Regions from separate parts of the Homo sapiens genome. Here region 2 is linked to region 1. Evidence: read pairs that join two places in POLR2A ChIA-PET (ENCODE). Cell type or tissue: GM12878. All regions are shown on one strand. Each heading gives the region's core, and the rest is flanking DNA. Links, peaks and the distances in the headings are about the cores only. Region 1 overlaps LINC02698 (long intergenic non-protein coding RNA 2698). Region 2 has its middle 74 kb from the start of LINC02698.

Region 1 (2,920 bases), core at 116-2,615:
GATTCTTCCCTGCTATGATACAGGGGGGAGGGTTAAAAGAGTTAACACCTGAAATGGGCATTGCCAAGGAGATGGGCGGGGAGGGAGAGCAGTCCCTTTCAGGTGTACACCTTGAGGTTTGAAGTGTGTGTGTGTGTGTGTGTGTATGCTTTGTGTCACTTAGTGTTCACAATTCTGGGAGGCAGGCATTTGTATTCTTCCTGTTGTGCAAAAAAGGAAACTGAGGCTCAGAGCTGTCAAGTAACTATTCCCAGGACCAGTGACTATGAAACAAGAGATATTTAGTTTGAACTTGTACCTGAGGTTCTGACTGCAAGCCCAGTGAACTTGAAAAAATACACCAAAGCTACAGAAAGAAACTGGAGACAAAAGAAATACCCTACAAACTTTTTCAATTTTGTCTTGGCTGAGACTTGTTTACCTTCAAATAGGGGAGGACACATGAATGTGTATGTGGAGCAATTTTAGTATGGAACTGCCAAGGCAGGCAGCCCGCTTTGCATGATTTATGAAGACAACGAAAAAAAGGAAGTTGAGAGTTGACTTTGTAAAAATAACCTCCATTTACTGTGAATTTGCTATTTGAAGTACACCCCTGTTTTCATTAATTTATCCTCCCTTCACAAAGTTCCTTTGACCTTTCCTTTTCAATCCACTTATGCAGCCGAGGGCTTAAACTATTTCTAGTTTATCATGGACATTATGCTTATTTTTCTTTAAAACGTTTTTTCAATTGAAATATAACACTCATACAGAAATACACACAAAACACGAAACTACATAGTTCCACAAATTATCATGCAATAGACACCTAGGAAGCCGTCACCTAGATTGGGAAATAAAACACCTCTAGCATCCAAGATGCTCTCTTCTTGTCCCCTCCTCCCCCTCACTACTCTCTTTCTACTTCTGGAGGCTTATTTTTATCCAGAGGTTACTCTTCTTCTGGCTTCTAAGATTATAGATTAATATTGCCTATTTTGGGACTTTATATAAATAGACTTATACTATATATTATTTTGTATTTGACTTATTTTGATCACTATTATATACATGAGAGTCACCCATCGTTGCATACAGCAGTTTATTTTCATTGCTGTATACTTTACCACTGTACAAATATACCCCATTCATCTGTCTATTCCACTGTTAGAATTTGGATTGTTTTCACTTTGGGGTTATTATAAATAATGTTACTATGAACAACATCCCTGCACAATTTTTTTTTTTTTTTAGACGGAGTCTCACTTTGTCTCACGCCTAGGCTGGAGTGCAGTGGTGTGATCTCAGCTCAGTGCAACCTCTACCTCCTGGGTTCAAGCAATTCTCCTGCCTCAGCCTCCCAGGTTACTGGGATTACAGGCGTGTGCCACCCTGCCCAGCCTGTACGTGTCTTTTGGTGCACATGTGTATATTTCTGCTGGATATTTACTTGGGATTGAAACTGCTGGGTCATAGAATATATGTAAGTTTAAGTTTAGCAGGTAATACCAAGCTGTTTTCCAAGTAATTGTACCAACGTACAGTCCCATCAACAATGTCTGAGTGCTCCAGTGGCTGCGCAACCTTGCCAACACTTGCTATTACCAATCTTGTGAGTTTCAGTTACTCTGGTAGATGTGTAGTGGTGTTTCATTGTGGTTTTAGTTTTCATTTCCTTGATTACTAATAAGGTTGATCACGTTCATATGTTTACCGGCCTCTGAAATATCTTTTCTTATGAAGTCCCCTTTTCACCCACTTTTTAATTAATTGTCTGTGTTTTATTGATTTGTAAGAGCTCTTCATATATTTTAGATTGAATCTTTGCTTACTTTATATGGATGCAAATAACTTCTCTGTCTGAGCACATGTTTTTTTTTTCTACTCATGGTATCTTTTGATAAGTTGAAGTTCTTAGTTTTAGTGTAGTCTAATTTAACAGCCTTTTCTTTCATGATTAGTACTTTTATGTGCTTCTAAATAATTTCTGTTTTTCTCCTAAGTCCATAGAAATAATATCCTATATTATCACATAGAATCTTTATAGTGCTTTCACTTTCAGATATGAATACCAACTGAAATTAATTTTTGTATATGCTCTGGTATAAAGGTCAAGTTTATTTTTTGTATATGGGTATCCGAGGGTTCCAATATTATTTATAGAAAAGATTGTCCTATTCCCACAGTTCCACAGTCTCAGAAGCCAATGTCCATACATGTATGGTATTTTCTAAACTCTCTTCCACCTCATTGGTCTATTTAACTATCATTGTACTAATGTCACACTATCTTAATTATTATAGTTTAGTGGTATATCCTTCTACCTTTTTGTTCTTCTTTAAGGAATGTCTTAGCTTCTTGGCCATTTGTGCTTTTATGTACATTTTAAAATAATACATTTTCAATTTCACAAAGAAAAAAGGAATAAAGAAAAACTATTGACATTTTGATTGATATTAAAGTGAATATATAGCTCAGTTTGGATATAATTGATGTTTTCACAGTATTTAGTTTTTAATGCTTATGAATTTAGATCTTTTAATTTTTCCAATAATGTTTTATAGGGTTTTTTGGGGGTGTATGTATGTGTAGAAGTCTTTCATACCTTTTATCAGATTTATTACTATTTTATATTTTCTGATGCTATTATGACTAGGTTATAATATCTAAAGAATAATCTATTTTCCAGCTCTTTGCTAGTATTATACACTTATATTTGGTTTTTACATATTGACCTTGTTTTCAACAACCTTTCTCAATAATTTTTTAAATTATGATTATTTATCATATATTCTTTTGGATTTTCTATGTTTAATATAATATTATCTGTAAATATTGACAGTGTTCACTATCCCTTTACAATTTTTATTTTTATTTGTTCTCTAATGTGCTGGCTAGAAGCTCCAGTACATGTTTTTCTAACAGAAGTCCATCCTTG
Region 2 (2,920 bases), core at 301-2,800, 290 kb before region 1:
GGAGAGAGAAGAAGAATTCTGTTGAGGGGATTACTAAATGAACGGGTCAGGGAGCAGAGATCAACTTGTACGTAATCTTGCGAAAGGGGCTGTTCAGGTGTGGTGATATTCTTGGTCTTAGAGGGAGGGGAATTAAAAAACAACCGCTTCTTTTGATGGGTCTGTGCCTTAGATAAAGGCTTTGGGAGAGACGGTTGGGGCTGGAGGCCAGGGGGAAGGTCAGAGAGACCTTGAGGCTTCTTCAGTTTGTCATGACAAAGTACCATATTTTGTGGTATCAGTTTCTGAGCCCCAACAGGAACTAGCAGGATTTGGAATTGATCAGATTTGGGGAAAAGTGTGGAGAAGAGGAAGAAGTAATGAGGAGGGGGGACCCCCCACTGTCATAAACATAGATGACTAAAATGATGGTCAACTGTGGGGGAAGATGATAAGTGTGGTTTTATGCTATGCTATTTTTGAGAAGGTACGTGCTGTAATCTGTTTAATGATAGGTTTTATGCAGGAAACATCACTGTACTCTAGAAGCATCTAGCACGGTGCTGGGCACAGAACAGGCACTACATGATAATGGGTTGACTATTAGTTGCGAGGTTCCTGGTGACAAATCCAGGCCCAAATATCTCAGGCAGTGTGTGTGTATGTGTACATTTTCATTTCAGAGCTCTCGATGACTCATTTGGTGGGATAAACAAATTCATGTGCCATTCTGAGAGAGACCACGTTGGGGTGGGGGTGCGGAACAATGGGAGAGGCATTTTATAGTTCATCACGATATTGGTATCTACAGCTCATTTTGTACATAAGTATTAATAGCACTTCCAGGATTTAGACAAATTAAATGTTGAGTGACAGTGAGGCATCCAAGTAGAAAAGCCCAGAAGGCAGTTGGAGACACTCAACTGGAGCTAAGGGAAGAAGTCAGGGCTATTGCTTGAGATATGAGAGATGTCACACTTCGAGGAAGAAGATGGGAAGGCTGGAGAAGCAAGGGACCCACCTGAGCCTCAGGCAGGCCCAGTGAGAAAAAGGAGTGAGGGAGTGGGGAGTGGGAAGGCCAGTGAAGAAGGCAGTCCACTGTGTCCAGGAGGAGGCGGAGGGAGGAGAGAATGCTGTCAAATGCTGCAGGGGATGAGGGAGAAGAGCTCTGAAAAATGCATTTAATCCGGCACAGAGGTAGGTTTCTAGGTAACGGGGAGAATGTAGCTCTAACGGAGTGGTGAGGATGGAGTGCGTATCGCAGGGTGTCACCAAATGACTGGGCAGGAAGAAGACGAGAGTAGGGGTATGAATGGACAATTTTGTCTGTGAACGGAAAGTGAAATTTAGAGATGTGTGGTTAAAATAAGTGGTTCAGAATGTAAGACCTCAAATAATACAAAAAAGAGTTAAGAAGATGTCTTAAAGGACATTGAATTTGAGTTGGGTGCTAAAAAATGAGTGAGCTCTGGCTGGGTGGAGAGCAGTGAATGGAAGTTTCAGGCATGCATTTGCCTCATGGTAACATTCTGGAAATCCCCAGGGTAGTGAACTGAGTTTGAGAGGCAGAGCGCTTTGAACTGAATACAGTTCACGTCAACGGAGAGTGGGACCTGGTGCTGTTTGACTCCAGGGTCCTCTGATAGTTGGAAGAAAGTTAAATAATAGGTAGCAACTATCAGCTTATGACATACAAATTGTTGAGGTTGAAAGCTCAGGCCTTGGGGTCAGAGAAACAAACCTCTCGAACTAACTTGGAACATCTAGATCACTTAGGGTGCTAGGAGTGTGGCCTTGAGCTCCTTACTTATGAAATATACATAGTAATACCTCCTTCAAAGCGTCGTTGTAGGGCTTAATGAGTTTAACACAAATGGCCCAGCTAACCATCTTTTGTACTACAGAAAACTGATGTTAAGTGTTTTTGTTTTTTTTTTTTTTTTTTTTTGCGGAGTTTCACTCTGTCGCCCAGGCTAGAGTGCAATGAGTGGCGGCATCTCAGCTCACTGCAACCTCCACCTCTTGGGTTCCAGTGATTCTTCTGCCTCAGCCTCCTGAGTAGCTCAGATTATAGTTGTGTGCCACCACGCCTGGCTAATTTTTGTATTTTTAGTAGAGATGAAGTTTCACCATGTTGGTCAGGCTGGTCTAGAACTCCTGACTGAGGTTAAGTTTTAACCAAGGTTGCTCAGCCAGTATGGAGTGGGATGAGATCAAACCTAGTTCTCCAATGCCAGAGATTGTCCTCTTTCACTTGCTTTCCTTCTCCCTTCTTCACATTTGTTAACTACTTTTTATAGGCTGGACTCTAAGGGGTGCATGCATGTCTCTCTCTCTTTCTCTCCTGTGCCTTTAGTCACATGTGGTGGGAGTAGGGTGGAGAGATGGGTACAAGGATAAATAAGGCATAGATTCTGTCCTTGAAGTGCCCGTGGTCCAGGCTAGTGGGGAAGGTACTATGCAGAGAGGTAATTAAAATAAAATGTGATAAGCGCAAAAATAGACTATAAACAGAGTGTCATGGCAGCCCAGGAGTGAGATAAACTCTTCCTGGGAAAGCTGGGAAAGGCTGCATAGAACAGGTGATGCTCATCTTGGATCCTGAAGAATAAATCAGCATTTGTCAGATAGAGATCAAAGAAAAGGCATTGCAGGAGAGAAGAACACAATGCAAAGGCCTGGACTCCTGTGGCAGCCACAGCATGGTATGTTCAGGAACAGGGCAAGCTCAAAAGCTCAGCATTTGGGGTACATGTCAAGAAGAGAGGAAGATGAGGCTGAAAAATGAGGTGGGGCCAAATTGTCAAGGGAGAGTTTCATGGTGGGCCAAGGAGCTTGAGCTTTATTTTTGGGTGATGAGAAACCAGCAGAAGCCTTTGGTAGGGGAATGAGTAGGTTTAATTTTTTTTTTCTTTTTGGGAGTACCAGTTTCATTGACATA

The links. Peaks named below come from ENCODE experiments on the same cell type or tissue, not always from the same donor. Only the 100,000 strongest peaks of a DNase experiment are listed, where the experiment ranks them.
Region 2: POLR2A ChIA-PET joins it to region 1 with 5 read pairs; 1 of 35 experiments calls an interaction of 5 or more read pairs at or near these places.

The regions. Positions count from the first base shown.
Region 1 is chr11:115,873,432-115,876,351 of GRCh38, forward strand. The region is part of intron 2 of LINC02698 (long intergenic non-protein coding RNA 2698); the gene reads left to right. Among named protein-coding and RNA genes, the nearest start is that of LINC02703, 45 kb to the right of the region's middle. In GM12878, for the core only: no CTCF peak of the experiment used is centred there; DNase peaks (open chromatin) are centred at 470 and 1,610; H3K27ac peaks cover 2,044 bases.
Region 2 is chr11:115,584,324-115,587,243 of GRCh38, forward strand. No RefSeq gene overlaps it. Among named protein-coding and RNA genes, the nearest start is that of LINC02698, 74 kb to the right of the region's middle. RefSeq lists an enhancer at 1,519-1,588. In GM12878, for the core only: a CTCF peak has its summit at 1,239; DNase peaks (open chromatin) are centred at 638 and 1,328; H3K4me3 peaks cover 426 bases; H3K27ac peaks cover 2,188 bases.